Regions from separate parts of the Homo sapiens genome. Here all the other regions are linked to region 2. Evidence: read pairs that join two places in POLR2A ChIA-PET (ENCODE). Cell type or tissue: HepG2. All regions are shown on one strand. Links, peaks and the distances in the headings refer to the core of each region. The heading gives the core; the rest is flanking DNA. Region 1 overlaps SPTLC3 (serine palmitoyltransferase long chain base subunit 3). Region 2 has its middle 25 kb from the start of LINC01722. Region 3 overlaps SPTLC3 (serine palmitoyltransferase long chain base subunit 3).

Evidence for each region. ChIA-PET counts read pairs that join two places held together with the same protein. Peaks named below come from ENCODE experiments on the same cell type or tissue, not always from the same donor. Only the 100,000 strongest peaks of a DNase experiment are listed, where the experiment ranks them.
Region 1: POLR2A ChIA-PET joins it to region 2 with 19 read pairs; 3 of 35 experiments call an interaction of 5 or more read pairs at or near these places.
Region 3: POLR2A ChIA-PET joins it to region 2 with 11 read pairs; 3 of 35 experiments call an interaction of 5 or more read pairs at or near these places.

The regions. Positions count from the first base shown.
Region 1 is chr20:13,087,148-13,092,647 of GRCh38, reverse strand. SPTLC3 (serine palmitoyltransferase long chain base subunit 3) reads right to left here. Exons shown (of 12, transcript NM_018327.4): 5 at 1,441-1,565. Among named protein-coding and RNA genes, the nearest start is that of SPTLC3, 81 kb to the right of the region's middle. In HepG2, for the core only: no CTCF peak of the experiment used is centred there; DNase peaks (open chromatin) are centred at 2,077 and 2,507.
Region 2 is chr20:12,974,988-12,980,487 of GRCh38, reverse strand. No RefSeq gene overlaps it. Among named protein-coding and RNA genes, the nearest start is that of LINC01722, 25 kb to the right of the region's middle. In HepG2, for the core only: a CTCF peak has its summit at 1,315; DNase peaks (open chromatin) are centred at 1,317, 2,737 and 3,627; H3K4me3 peaks cover 2,182 bases.
Region 3 is chr20:13,103,419-13,108,918 of GRCh38, reverse strand. The region is part of intron 6 of SPTLC3 (serine palmitoyltransferase long chain base subunit 3); the gene reads right to left. It also overlaps a transcript of TASP1 not described here. Among named protein-coding and RNA genes, the nearest start is that of SPTLC3, 97 kb to the right of the region's middle. In HepG2, for the core only: a CTCF peak has its summit at 2,876 (motif pointing right); a DNase peak (open chromatin) is centred at 2,888.

The DNA of each region.
Region 1 (5,500 bases), core at 255-5,254, 110 kb before region 2:
ACATTTAGGAGTTATCTATAAGCCTCTACCTCACCTTCCCTAAGAACAGGACATTCTCCTATAAAAAATCACAATTCAGTGATCACATCCAAGAAGTTCAATGCTTCTACAATACTATCATTTGATAGACAGTTCAAATTTAAATTTCCCCAACTTTTCTAATGATGTCTTAAGCTTTTTATAGACATTATCATTCGTTTGATGTTGTTTGGTGCAAAATCCAGTCTAAGACCATACATTGCATGTAGTTGTGATGAGACACATTTTCAAAGGCATAAATTTGATTAATGTACTTGCTTACTTGCAATGAACCAGCCAACTTCCCATTTTTTTCTGAGGAACAATTTCAAACACCAGCATGATTGTCATTACATGGCTCATTGCCATTTGGCACCTGCTTTCATCTCTGGTCTTTTCTTTGACCACCATTCCATATTCTAGTTCCTCCAAACCTATGTATTTTACACATGCTGTTCCCTCTTCGTGTCCTAAATAATTCAACTTATTTATCTGTTAAAATTCTGTTCTCCTCTCACCACTTTTGCACAGACATTGCAGACTTTCTCAGGAAGGGTTTTGGGCAGCTCTTTGTCCTTCCTCGTATATGGGCATGCCTTTTCTATGGTATTTGTCCTATTTTATTCAGCATATTGTTTCCCCCATTAGACTCTAAACTACATAAATTTAAAATACATAGGTCTTGTTCATCTTTGTATGTCTTGTATCTTCCCTTATATGAGGACATAGTAGGTTCTCAATAATTGGTTTATTGAATGAAAAAATAAATGGGTAATGTAGGACAAATATTTTGTCCAAATAAATGCTTAATAAATATTAGCTCTGAGAAGTTGCAGATGGGAACTCAGGAGCCCAAAATTATGACTGCTTTGTTAAACTGTCATTGAAGATGAATTCTGACCCATGTCTAGGGCTGCAATTATATAATCAGCAATATCATGACAAGATTTGCTGGACTAAGCTGGCATACTTATTCAAAAATACCAATATCCAATCAGTTTCTCCTACGAAAAGAACCTTCTCAGCCATACTTCTTCTTTTTTTCTTTTTTTTTTTTTGAGACAGAGTCTCACTCTGTCACCAGGCTAGAGTGCAGTGGCCCGATCTCGGCTCATTGCAACCTCCACTTCCTGGGTTCAAGCAATTCTCCTGCCTTAGCCTCCCAAGTAGCTGGGACTACAGGTGCGTGCCACCATGCCCAGGTAACTTTTTTATTTTTAGTAGAGACGGGGTTTCACTATGTTGGCCAGGATGATCTAGGTCTCTTGACCTCGTGATCCGCCCGCCTTGGGCTCCCAAAGTGCTAGGATTACAGGCGTGAACCACCGTGCCCATCTCAGCCATACTTCTAACAAGGACCTACTCAGAGTTACAGTTCTTAGGAGTAATACAGTAGAAGACAATTAGGTTAACAATTCTCACCTTTCCAACTAATGCTGGGATATTCATTGAGTTAGTTGCGAATCCCATCCCAAAGACCATAGCTGCTTCCACATTCAGGAACTTAGCCACAAGGTCCTCCAACTCCTTGTGCTTATCCAAGGTGCCTGCACATAAAATTACATGAGAAGTGAGCCTTCTCTTTTCAACAAGGCCAAGATTGAAAACTCAAATTCCAGTACGTACACATCACCAAAAGACCTATACAAGAGTGCTTGTAGCAGGAAGATTTGCCATTGCCCTAATCTAGAAACAGCCCAAATATTCAACTATTGTAGAATGGAAAAATACAATGTGGGGTATTTATACAGTGGAATTCAATACAGCAATGAGAAAGAATGAACTACTGCTCCACACAACATTGTGGATAAATCTCACAAATCTGTTGTTGAGTGAAAAAAGTCAGACATCTAAAAAAGTACAGGCTGTATCATTTCGTTTACATAAAATATGCAACCAGACAAAACAGATCTGCAGTGTTAGAAGTCAGGATAGTAGTTACTTTTGTTAGGAGCATGAGGATGGTTTTTAGATTCTCTGAATGTTCTATTTCTGCATTTGTTACATAGGTATGTTTGCTTTGTGGAGATCCATTGAGCTGTATACCTATGACTGGTGCACTTTTCACCATGCTGTAAATGAAATATAATTTACAAAAAAACCCCACAATTCTTCTCTCTTTTTACTCTACATCTCACAAGTAATTAATTAAATTATAACCCCATCAGAGTTTTCCCACACCTAAATGCAAAACAGATCCCATGATTTCCATAGATACCAATAAAACTAGTTATAATTTATTGAACCTTTGGAATGTACTAGATACTGTGTTAAGCTCACTGTTTAGGTTCTCTCATTTAATCTTAGAAGCCCAATAATGCAGGTATTTTTACTTCACAGATAAGAAAACTGAGGCTTAAGAGGTTACCAATAAAAAGCAACAGAGATAATCTAGTTTAACTCCAAAGTTTAGTTTTTATCTCTTTACAATCTCTTACATACTTGCCCTTTGATCCCTTCTTAAACATAATCCCCTTATGCTTTGCTACAGCAAATGTTGATGCTGCCCGTATTTTCTGTTTGCTTTCACTTGAACTCCTAGGTCTGCACAGTCCTATATGGTAGCCACCAGCTACATGTGGTTAGTGCAATTGAGAAACTGAATTTCAAATTTTATTTTATTTTAAGTAACTTAAAATGTAAAGCTAAAGCATAGTAAACTGCATTTCACCAACTGCAAATTTATTTTTTGATAGCATTACATTTCATATTAATTATTGGAAATTTAATGTCTTTATGAAGATGTGCTGTAAGTGTAAAATATGTACCATTTTCTGAAGCCATAGTACGATGACAAAAAGAATGTAAAATAGCACATTGTTTTGTTTTTTTTTTTTTTTTTTTGAGATAGAATCTCGCTCTGTCATCCAGGCTGGAATGCAGTAGTGTGATCTTGACTCACTGCAACCTCAGCCTCTCGGGTTCAATCAATTCTCCTGCCTCAGCCTCCCAAGTAGCTGGGACTGCAGGTGCATGCCCCCATGCCCAGCTAATTTTTTGTATTTTAGTAGAGACGAGGTTTCACCTTGTTGCGCAGGCTGGTCTCGAACTCCTGAGCTCAGTCAATCCACCCGCTGTGGCCTCCCAAAGTGCTGGGATTACAGGCGTGAGCCACTGCACCTGGCCCGATATTTTTTTATAGTGATTACACATTTAAATGGCAATAGTCTGCATATACTGTGTTAAAGAAAATGTATAATTAAATTGATTTTACCTGTTTTATTACTTATTAAATATGGCTATTAGAAAATTTAAATTACACATGCGTCTTGCCTCATGTTTTTATTGAGCAGTGCTTTCTGAATGATATAACATAACAGATAAATGTACAAGTGGAGAGATGCTGTAATTTGCACACACAGAACGTAGGAGCTGTTGCGCAGATTTAAGTTACGGAAGTATTGTTAGCATGTTTAGGGCCGCTATAAACATACTTTCTTCTGCCTAAGGATCAACATAGTTTACTATACAAAGTATGATATAAGAATTTATTTAAATCTGTACGTTAATTTTCTTACTGTGCTAAAATGGTAAGAAGGTATTGAATGGTCAGTTCTAACATTTATATTGCATTTCATGTTGAAGAGGCACTTGGTGATCTGTGGCCTTCATGAGAGGTCACACTGAAGGGCCTTGCTTTTCAAACTAGAATTTGTTTATCCCCAAAGTTATTAGAAGGCATAGTAAAACAAGTGTTCTAGGCTGGGCGCGTGGCCCACGCCTGTAATCCCAGCACTTTGGGAGACTGAGGCGGGCAGATTACCTAAGGTCAGGAGTTCAAGACCAGCCTGGCCAACATGGGGAAACCTCATCTCTACTAAAAATACAAAAAAAAAAAAAAAAAATAGCCGGGTGCAGTGGCGGGTGCCTATAATCCCATCTACTTGGGAGGCTGAGGCAGGAGAATTGCTTGAACTTGGGAGGCAGAGGTTGCGGTGAGCTGAGATCGAGCCACTGCACTCTACCCTGGGCGACAGAGAGAGACTTCATCTTAAAACAAAAACAAAGGCCAGGCACGATGGCTCAAGCCTATAATCCCAGCACTTTGGGAGGCCAAGGCAGGCAGATCACGAGGTCAGGAGATCGAGACCATCCTGGCTAACACGGTGAAACTAAAAATACGAAAAATTAGCTGGGCGTGGTGGCGGGCGCCTGTAGTCCCAGCTACTCGGGAGGCTGAGGCAGGAGAATGATGTGAACCCGGGAGGCGGAGCTTGTAGTGAGCTGAGATGGTGCCACTGCACTCCAGCCTGGGCGACAGAGCAAGACTCCATCTCAAAAAACAAAAACAAAGACAAAAACAAACAACAACAACAACAACAAAAAACAAGTGTTCTAGTAGTCAATCTGACTCAAGATTTGGTGCAATGTTAAAAGTTTACATTGTAATTTCAAACTTTGTATTATCAAAGATATATTATGGAACAGAAAGAGAAACTGATATTTGGGAATAAAACATGGGCATATCATTTGCCAGATACGCGTTTACCTAAAAGAGGCTTCTTCCCAATGGGAATGGTTCCAAGAACAGACAGTGAAAAGGCCAACAGCCTGGGCATGAGGAGACTAGGTTCTGGCTTTAGGTCTTCTATTACCAGCTGTGTGGACTCTGGCTACCTTTCCTGAAAGTTTGCAGAGGGATTGAGAAAAATGCCATTTTAGGCTTTCCCGATGTTGCACGTACTATTTCCTCCACATAAAACCATTTTTTGCCCTTCATCTTTTCTCTAATGCCTTTCTCAGCTTCCCCAGGGAAAACTGGTCATTTTTCTCTTCCAAGATTGAATAACATTTATCATATGATGATTATAGCACTTATTAAGTTGAACTGAGAATGTTCCCAGGGCAATCTTCTCTAGTACAGAAAGAGTCCTTGGGGTGCAGATACTGTGTGTGAGATGCCATGACTTCCATAGATACTGACAATAGTATCATAGATGGCCATAGTGTCAGACATTCTATGATGGTGTCATAGATGTTTGTCTTGGCAACCACAGTGTCTGCCACAGTGCCGACACATAGTAGGTACTTGTAGAGTTATATGGGGCCTTTTGATGAATAATGAAGACAGGGCTGAGCTTAGAGTAGGAGGTGGCACAGGGAAGAAGATCAAATGGCCATTCAATGCCTAGGCAACAAGGTGACTAGCCAGTGAATACCAGCTTGAAGACACTGATTCCTAGAGAAGTCTTCTAGTAAAGACACAGGGTGCCCACACTTTGCCAACTTGATATATTTCCCCTTTCCTGCCCAGAGGGTCAGGAAACTGGCCCAGTCACCCAGAAGTGCATGAGCAGAAGTTCATGATGCATCTCCATGTGTCTTTCTCCACCGTTAATCTTTCCAAAACCTGCTATCTCAGGAGCGTATCTACAACAATTGCATCACTAAAAGTTGTGAGGATGATATGGGATGTGTTGTCACGCAATAAAACAGCCAGCCGACTCATGAGAAGTGGGTATGTCTAAGACCAGTCTGAGAA
Region 2 (5,500 bases), core at 225-5,224:
ATAAAATGGAATAAAGTGTATGAAAGAATCATTTTAAGTAAAAGAGACAAAAAGTGAAGAAATTCTTAAAATGTAGAACAACAAGAAAACAAGACAGAAAGTTGTAAAGAAATAATAAGAGACATAAAGGATATATCAAGAAGGTACAACAGCGAGCAAGTAGTTATGCCAGAAAGAAAGAACACGGGGAGTTGAGGGTTCTAAATTATCTAAGAAGCAATATAAAAATATTTTTCAGAGCTGAAAGAAAAGTTTTTTTAAATAGAAAAGACTCATATCTAGATCCTGATTATGAAATATGAGAACACTAAGGATGAAGAGGAAAAAAAGTTATTTCAGCAATAGAATTATTATTAAAAGCATAAGATACTGTGAAAATAAAGGAACAGTGTCTTTGGATTGTTGAAGAAAAATAATTTTCCTTCTTCCCTTTATTTTTTCCTCATTTACGTCTATCCATCCATCCATCCATCCATCCATCCATCCATCCATCCACCCATCCATCCATCCATCCACCCATTCATCCATCCATTCATTCATGTATCCGTCCGTCCATCCATCCATCCATTCATGTTTCCATCCATCCATCCATGCATCCATCCATGTATCCATCCATCCATCCATCCATCCATCCATGCATCCATCCATGCATCCATCCATGCATCCATCTATCCATGCTAACTCATCTTTCCTGGTTTTTCTTTCATAGTCTATGCATTCCTGAGCTGTTTCCTTATAGCAGTTGCTGTGTGCATTATAAACAGATCTGTCAAATTTTTCCTCTTAAATCCAAACAATATTATTTGTTCTTCTAGTATGACATTTGTTTGTTGGACTGTTTTTAGATCTGTATTGGAATTTTTGTCCTTGTGGTTTGTTTTTGCCAAAATATATTATTATAATGAACATTATACTGAATCTTGCTTTTTTTTCTTACATAATGTATCATAAACAGTGCACAATGTCAATATGGAATTAATTAACTCTACTCATTCGCTTTCTAATAGTCACTTGTAGGGATTTACCACAATTTATTCATCCACTTGCTCATTAAGAGTCATTCCATTTTTTTCTAATCAAGTTCTAGTCTCTTCATGTAGTAGAGGTTCAGAGAATTAAGTGGCCAAAGTGGGAACCTGGAAAGATCCAAATAATTATAGTGTATTTCAGGAGATTACACTGCATGACCCTCTCCACTCAATCAACTTTCTACACAATATCCCATTTCTACACAATATCCCATTTCTACATAGATCTTATCACTGCGTATTTGCTTATCGCTGGAAAACACCCTCCAGAGGTAGCAGCTTAGCTTTCCCTCTAGAGAGAGGTACATGAGTTACACACAGTGCAAGGATATATTTTCCCTCTTGGACTTCCAACTACTTTTAACTCATGTTTACTTCCCAAGCAAGTGACTAGAATGACAAACTCCACAGATCTCTATCTTGTTTTTAAACATAACATACAATCCTGACTTCCAAACAGGTAACCTTAAGTATATACATAGAGCTTACCTGAGTGAGAGATGATGAATTGTAATTTAATTTTGCTTCCTAAGCTAATTGCATAAAGCTATATGCTACCTTTTTTTAAACCTGAGCTTTATCTACTCAATAGATAGAAAGACACGTTTCAGTGAGCACTATATTACTTTGCAGTGTGAGAAATAAGTGCAAACACATCAGTTTTATTTTCAAAGCCAATTTTATGAACCATGAGCTTAATCAAAAAGACATTCACTAGAGTCTACAATAAATACTTTAAATATAAAAATATGGTATTTGAGAGTAATATTGGCTTTGTCTGCAGCAAGACTAAAATAATGTCCTTTTCTTTAAATTCACCACTGTTTTCAGAATTTTTGGCCACAATTTAAGTATTAATGTTATCACATTAATTGTCTTTTACAGAAATTAGTAAATTGATTTAAAAATCTAAGCACATTTATTTTCACCTATAGTTTTTTTTATTGCTCACTAATAAGCTTTTTTCCAACCACGATTTCAGCCATTGTATTAATTTTGATTGATTCCACAGATAATAGAAATAAGTGTTTTTAGTTGTAAGTTTTATTTTCAGGAAGGGTGAGTGAATGCTACATTTTCAGTGACCTAGAATTTTTTCTAACTAAGACAGAACTATTACAAAATAAGACGCACAGGTATCACATGTTCAGATTGTGAGTTTCAGACAATTGTATAATATGTGTACTACTACCCCAAATAATATGCAAAGCATTTGTATTCCTCCAGGGAGTTCCCTCATGCTCCTTCCAGTCCATTCCCCACCCTTCCCTTCTCATCTCTCCCCAGGCAGCCACTATTTGATTTCTATAATTTCTATAAAAGATTAACTTTCTCTGAATTTAGATTTCAAACACGGTAAGTGAAATCACAGAGCACATACTCTTTATTTACTTAACACATTTTTGATACTCAACCATGTTGTGGTGTATCATAGTTCATTCTTTTTATTGTTAAATATTCTATTATATGAATATTCTATAATTTATTTAATATTTTTTGATGGACATTTGGGTTATTTCCAGTTTTTAGATATTTTGAACACAGTTGCTGGACATATTATTGTACAAGTTTCTCTGTGGACTTAGGTTTTTTTGTGTTTTGGGCAAACACTTAGTGAAATTGCTGGGTCATAAGGTCAAGTTAAACATTGCAGGAAATTGCCAAAATGCTGAGAAGTGACTTTTCAACTTTATACTCCAAGCAGCGGTGTACAAAAGTCATAGTTGTTCTATACCCTTGCCAATGTTTGCTGTTATAATGCATCCCATGATAAATGTTATTTCCTGGTTCTTCTTCCTGTCTTTTATTTTATACTTTTCCAGTTTCTCCTACTTTAATTGATCCTACACTGTACACCAAGGCTCACTGTTCTAAGGCACAGCTCTTGTAAGGTAATAGCTCAAAGTCTTCTTATGGTTTCCTAGTCACAACCTTAGCCTGACAGTGAAACTTCTCTGTGATCTGATCCTTACGTACATCTCTAATTTTATTTCCCAATCTCCCATATGTAAATTCCACACACCCTGCATTCCAGCCAAACTAGCTATAGCTGACTGTTTCCTAACCTGTTCCCCAGTTCTTGCCTCTCTGCTTTTTTCATGCTATTCTTCACCATCAAGTCCTTCCCTACTATGTCTAATCTCTGCAGCCTATTTCTCCAGAGTCTCGGCTCAAATTGTAACTTGCTATGATGCTCACTGCTCCAAACAGAAAAATCAAGCTTCAGAATCCCTATAGAACTGAATTTTTGCCTTTGTGTTAGGCCGTTTCACCTTCAACTTTTATTAGAGTTCATTTTCTCTATGCCTTTAGGTCTCTTCCTAGCTGTAAGCTAGTTGGTGAGGATAACACTCCATTTCTTCCCTGCTCATAGCAGGCCCTCAATAGCTCTTAACTGAAGGAATGAATAAGCCGAGTGAGTTGTAAGTGGGAATGGCGAGTGCTGTTTATTACCAGTGGTGGCCACTTATTTTTAAATGGCTATTATCTGGGTGTGGAAAATGAAATACACACCCTACCCTCCTCCCAGCCTGTCATGTTCATTGCCTGATAAGTATGTGAGCCGAGGATATCTACTGAGGTGAAAGTCTGAGCTTTGTTGTTTCCATTTTTGGTTTGTTTGTTTTTTTCCCTCTGTCTGCCAGCCCCTCTCTTCGCATCACTGTAGGAAAGGAATCAGCTCTGAATCTTAGTTTCCCAGCTTCAGGGGCTAGTGGGTCTGTGGAAATAGTAGCTGTTGAAAGTAAATACTTTTCTGTCTTTTGAGAAAGTCTAAACCAGCGGTTCTCAAACTTTTTGGCCTCAGGACCCCTTGACACTGTTAGAAGTAACTGAGGATCCCAAGGGGATATATTCACACAGGTTTTTATCTATCAGTGGCTTTGTGTTTGTTTTATGAATCTCTTTAATAGCTTAAAGAAGACAGCTGGATTCTCAGGTCTGCTCTGTGTTCATTCATTCTATCCTGGTATCACATTATGTAGTCTCTGGAAAACTCCACTGTACACTCCTGAAAGAATAAAAAAGGCAAATGGTGCCTAACATTATAATATCAATATTTTTGATCTCTCAGACTCTCTGAGAGGGTCTCAGGGACCTCAAGACTTCTTGGATCACGTTCTGAGAACTGCTGGCTTAATTTGAAGAGATTGTGATGTCCGTGGCTGGAGTGAGTATAATGGGGAAGGGAAGATGCCTTTAAGGAAGAGAGAAGGGTAAACTTTTTCTTTACTGGAAAGGGACCTACATCCTCTGGGTGGCTACATTCTGGGAAGCAGCCAGTGCTTCATGGGGTATGGTCATGAGGTCCATCTGAGAAGGCTAGGTTGGGGTTGGTTATCAACCTTGGTAAAGCCTCCCAGCTCCTAACTAAGGCCTGAAATCTCAGCGGTGTCAGGCTCCAGGAAGCAGGATGGCTTTGGTCCAGGAGCATCTCACTTGTGACCAATGTTGACTAGAAGGGCCTCTTCAAGTGTGCTCAAAATTTAAGTTTTCAGGAAGCCGAGTATGGCCTCCCAGAAAGTTTTGAAACTTTTGAAGGCAATTTTGGTTAATTAGGAAGGGTGTGCTCCTGGCATTGAGCCATTTAGCTCTGTGCACTGAAGATGGTAAACACCTCCAATGCACAGATCAGTGTCCCACAGATTTTCAGTGGCCCCAGGCATTCATGAGGATAAAAAGCTTGCTTATAATCTTTCTGGTTTGGAATCTAATTCTGTATAACAAATGAAAAAAAAGCATTTTTTGGCATAATTTTCATATACCTTAAATTTTTCAGAAATAAATCATTATGTGAATCATGGGAAATTCTACTTGTTTTGTTTGGAATGTTATCCAGATTATTTTACCATTTTAGAAAATAACATTAAGGCAGCAATACTTATGGTAATTGAGCCACCACTACTACACACCTGGACTCATCTGCCTTTGTAGCTGTGGCATTATATGTACAGATACAACCCTCATATCATTGCATTATATCTTCAAATTTAATCATACTTGATTATTTGCAAATTTATATACATTTATTTTTATTAGACATTTGTCTTATGTTTTATTTGTATTATAGTTTAATATATTGATGGTTTTAAAGATTTTGTGTCTAGATAGGTCATGTGATCTATGAATTTTATTTCAACATTGTAGGGAACATTAAAATAAGTTTGGTACAAAAAAAGTGGTGAATCTGAATCTGATAGGGAACCCTAGAAGGAGGAAACTGAGGAGGGAACCCTAGAAGCTTCGTATGACCTTAGGTGAAGGCAGGTTGCAAGTGAGAGAGAGCACCAATAATGACTTCAGTAGATACAACATTGGTTTATTCATGTTTTCCTTCAAAAAATACATTATACTGAAAGAACATAACAAAAAAAGAAAACTACAGACTAATATACCTGTTGAGTACAGATGCAAGAATCCTTAACAAAATAATAGCTAACCGACTCCAACAGCATATCCAAAAAGATAATCCA
Region 3 (5,500 bases), core at 215-5,214, 130 kb before region 2:
TTTAAAAGATGGAGATGCTACTTAACTGCTGGCTTGACTGTTATGCAATGTTCACCAGGCATTAGAAACACCATTTAAAATGCTCACAAAAGGTGACATCTAGCAAAGCTAAATCTTTGAGGTCAGGAGTTCGGGACCAACATGGTGAAACCCAGTCTCTACTAAAAATACAAAAAATTAAGTGGGTATGGTGGTAGGCACCTCTAATCCCAGCTACTTGGGAGGCTGAGACAGGAGAATTGCTTGAACCCAGGAGACGGATGTTGCAGTGAGCCGAGATCACACCACTGCACTTCAGCCTGGGTGACAGAACGAGACTCTGTCTCAAAGTGAAAAAAAAAGATAAATCTAAAGCTGCATAGTCAGTACTGGTTTTGACCACTACAGACAAAGCTCTCAAGAAGCGTATGTGCATTGGCTTATCACTCACTGGTCTAGGCTCAAATTAGCTGCAGTTCTTGGTCTCAATGGAGAGCCCTTCAACTTTGTCTTTGAGTCTCCAGTCTGTGCTCAGATCTGTTTTAGGGCTTCCCCCAAAGCTGAGTGAATGCATTAGTGGCTGCATTAACTTTTCCACACTGCAACTCTGCCACATTCAATGAGGCCACAAGATAGTTCTTTGAAATAGAGTTGTGAATATATTTGTGTGTGTGTGTTTCTTTTTAATTATCAAGTACATTTAAGCAAACCACATTTAAATAAAGGTGACTTCCTATGACTTGGAGTGGGATAGGACAAGTCAGAATTTGATAGTGCAATATCAGAACCTCATCTCTGAGAGGCCCCTGTTAGCATGGCACCTTCCAAGCTGTCCTCAGCATCCACCCACTAGAGACTGGGTATCGGGTCCTGAAATTCAGAAAAAGCATGTGACATGAATAAGATGCTGCATACTAGCAAGATCTCTTGGAAATCCAAACAGTAGTGTTAATACACTATTTGACTTCCTTTAACATCCTTAAGAAAACATCACATAAATAATGAAAAAATAAAGGAAATATATAATGAAATAATGAAGAATTAAGGGAATAATTCTTTATTCAAATATATAAAGCCTTAGGTATTAGATATAGTATGCTACCTGTATGCTACCAATAATATCTGGCATGTTATCAGAACCAACAGATACAAAAAAAAAAAAAAGGTCATTTTCCTTTCCTTTCTTTAATCACTAGCCAGAAACTAACTCTTTAGGTGCTTTGTCAGTTTAAATGTGGAATTAATCAATTTCACCAAGATCGTAAGGACCCGTGAAAGAAGAATTGGAAGAATGGTGGATCTTTGTTTTATTTCATGCCACTTTCCTTTTCTTTGTTTTTTTCTCTTTTTATCTGCAAAACAGGCCTCCTGATATCCTGGCATCACTATTGTGTTCTTTTCACATAATATTACCTAATTGACAAATTTACAGAGCTTTCTTCAGTTCTTGTTCTACTTGACCGTGGGCAGCATTTGACACAATTCAACACACACTTATCTTTTAAGCTTCTTCCCTCTGCCATCTGGACACCATTTTTCATTAGTTTTTCTTATTCCTTTTCCCACTATTTCTAGTATTCTTTGTGAGCACTATTTCCTCTTTTAACCCATTTTCCTTTTATGTTTTCTCCTTGACTTTTTTTTCTATTTTCTCATTAATCTTCCAGTGGTTCTCAACCTTCAGGATGAATAGAAATAATCATCTGGGTAACCAGTTAAAATGCAGATTCTCGAAATTTCTACTCAGAGATTTTGAATCAGTTGGTGTGGGTCAGGGCCCAGACGTTTGTATGCTCAGTATCCCTGGGGTCTGGAACCCATAACGCAAAGCGAGACCTCTACTTTGATCGATATAATGTTTTTCTTACCATTTTTTAGACAAATATGGGAACCTCAAACCCATTTCCAAGATGGAACTTGCTGCAGACTACATTACTGGCCCATTTTCCACCTCATTTGAGTTCCTTCTTCTGTGACTTTGCAGTCCTTTCCTCTCACCAGTGGAGAACGTTTCCCTGCCCCTTGGCTTGGGTTCAGCCAAGTGACTTGCTTTGGCTAACGGAATACAGAGAAGAGACAGTTTGCTAGTTCCAAACCTAGATCTGAAGAGGTCTTATGCATTTCTACTCTTTCTCTTGTGCTTCTGCTAGTGACAGGAAAAGAAAATGCCCAGGCTAGCCCCCTGGTCTCAGGTTGGCCCTGGGAGAGGATTAATGGCACGTAGGGCACGGTTACCCCAGCTCACCTGCAGCCTCCAGTGAGAAATACTTGCTGATTATTATTGGCAACTGAGGTTTGTTCCAGTAATAGTTGCCTAATACAATCTCGAATGGCCCTTCCTGATATAGCCTCTGCCTGTCTTTCTGACATAGTTTGTCAACATCCCCCAACACACAGCCTCCTGATTCTCCTCCATGCTTTTTTTCCTCTTGTCTGTCTGGAGAATGCTCACTCATCACTGAAGTCTTAACCCAAACTCTTCTCGTCAATAATACAGAACAGAGTTAAGGGCTTCCTCCTTGGTGTCCCTCCCGACTTGTCTATTATTTTTTAAGCACTCATCGCGATGTTCGTTTTTTGCTTTCATGTCTCTCTTCCATGAAGTCAGGGACCTCGTCCTCATCCTTCTCGCCCTAGTCTTAGTACACAGTACTAGGCTCAATCATTACCTAATAATTGCATCAATGTTCTTTTCCTGGAGAAAGAACGTAGACTAGGAGACAGGCAAGGAAATGCCACTTGTGGATAGAAATAAGAATTATTAGAAAAGATAAATATCTCCTACCTGCAATATATTTTCAAAAATTGATGGTATCTTTTGTTTTGTTTTAAAACGAGCAGATAGATATTTTTTGAACGTTCCCAAGAGCGTGTTTTAGCGTACATTATTAACCACTAGATGGCAGCCAAGGAAACAAAAAGCGGCTTTCTTGTTTTGAAATTTTCAGTTAATAAACTTTCACCTATTTGGGTATCTTCTTTTCACTTTTGCTTTAGGCAGAGTTCCTAAAATATTGAAGAAAACCTTGCGACTTGGAGAACCAGTCTTCCTTTCCTATAATCTTTTATTTATTATGTCTATAATATTTTATACTATTATTCATCTTCTATAACCAAATCCTCTGAATGGAATAAAGAGATGGTGAATAAAAGCATTCCTGTTAAGAATGTTTTCCCTTTGGGACTTGGAATTTATAAGTTTTTGTGCAGAAATGATAGATGGTAAATGTGGCTCCGACGACACTGGAATAAAAACTAAACCCAAGTGAACTAAATTAGTAGTCATTTTAAAATGAATATTCTAAGATTTGGAAAAAATATGTAAATTCAGAGGCCACTGTGTTGTTTTTGCACCAAAAAGGTCACATAAACACGATGGATTAATCCAGAATTTTAAAATGAACACCACGAGTCCTAAAGAGAAGCTTTTCTCCATTTTTAAAAATAACACGCAAGACATGAAAACAAGACTTTCGGTGGCCGCGCTGTGTTTTATACATTTTGCGGAGGGAAGCAAGAGGAATCCCAGTCTTTTCCAAGTCAGGGACTTCGTTGTGTTTGACTTGAATGGAGATAGCCATGGGAGTGGCTTTTGGTGGAGTTCACAGCCCCCCAGGGTCAACACACCAGGATTCTTGAGCAGAAGGAAAATCAATTAGCCATTTTTTTTTTCCTCCTGCAGGGGATGAACTCTCCGACCTCTTAGAATCACAGAAGCTACACAGGAAAAGGGAAGACTGCGCTCGGCCTGGATTCTGGCCCCACCTTAGCCCCTGGCATGTTCCTCTCTGGTTCTCTGTCGTTCTACAAGGCTACAGTGCGTGGGTTACAAACCCGCAGATTTAAGGGATTGTGATTTATGTTCTGTAGGCCTTATGGGATTCTACCGTTTCAGCAAGCTGCATGCTTACATCTGCAAGGGATTTTTTTTAAAATAATGATGCTTATTAAGGCACTTACACTTGCATTATGTTAATCCCCATGACACCTCTGAGAAGTAGGGAAGGACTGTTAGGTTTTTGTTTTTTGCAGATGAAAAAAACAATGCCAGAAGTTTTGTTAAAAAAAGTTCCCCAAACAAAAGCCCTCCAAACAAACCTGTTCTTGTTGATTTAATAAGAAAATTCTGAGATACGGAAATTAAAATAAAAGTATAATTTTGACACCATCTAGGCACACACACACGGTGCTATGGTACAGTGTGGTTCTTGAGTCACAATGACACACCACGGACTTAAAATGACCACTATTTGAGCATTAATAATGCCTTGGTGTTACTCAGCACAAAATTTGACTCACTAAGGAGGTTTCTTTTGGTTTGTAGAGGACTAAAAGGATTGAGCTGGTTTGGTGGTGTATTAGTCCATTTTCACGCTACTGATAAAGACATACCTGAGACTGGGTAATTTATAAAGAAAATGAGGTTTAATGGACTTACAGCTCCACGTGGCTGGGGAAGCCTCACAATCATGGCGGAAGGGGAAAGGCACATCTTACGTGATGGCAGACGAGAGAGTGGGAGCCAAGTGAAAGGGGAAAACCTTTATAACACCATTAGATCTCGTGAGACTTATTCACTACCACGAGAACAGTATAGGGGGAACCGCCCCCATAATTCAATTATCTCCCACTGGGTCCCTCTCACAACACATGGGAATTATGGGAGCTACAATTCAAGATGAGATTTGGGTGGGGACACAGCCAAACCCTATCAGATGGTTATAAATATCTAGCTATAAGAAATGAAAATGTGGAGACCATGTTCTGGTGCCTAGTGCAAAACAGTCCTAGCCTTTTGCCAGCATAGTTAACTGGATTACTGAATTACTAAATACTTGGAATAATCCAACTATGTGTCCAAAGCTACAATCAGGCTTAGGTGACAAATGCTCTTAGCCAGCCTGAGCCTGTGCCTGTTCTTACATTCAAAACCCTAATAATAGCAAGCCTCCTGGATCTGGAAAAGCTGAAGATGCAGTTTTGTGAAAAGAAAGCACAAGGCAGCAAGGGACCCAGAATCTTCCAAGAAGGTAGGGCATAGTTCATAGTGTGTCTTCCGGAAGAAAAAACCCAGACATTTAGCTTTCCTCTTATTTCACTGTCAAATGGCAACACTGTTGCATACATCAGGGCTTCCTCCTTTCTCTTCTCTTGTGCAGCTGTGGGTTTTCCAAAGGCCTAGATCTACTGTGAGATCTTCACTCACTGCCCATTTCTCAGTGCCCCTGCTCCCTCTCCTATGGATCCAGGAATGCGAGATTGGGGCTGAAACTCAGCCTCCACTTTCCATATGCTCCTGGTGTGGTTGGTGGTTTATTCTTTGTCATCCATGACCCCACAAAAACTACTTTCATCTGCATTTAGAGACACCCTTTGGTTCCCTACTCTCTGGGTTGCTCAGCAAAAATATTTTTGTGTCTGCCTATCAGCGGCACTCATATTTTGTAAATGAAAAGATGGATGGATGATGAATGAATGTCACTTTTTACTGTTCCTAGTCCCTTACCCCCCATCTCTATAT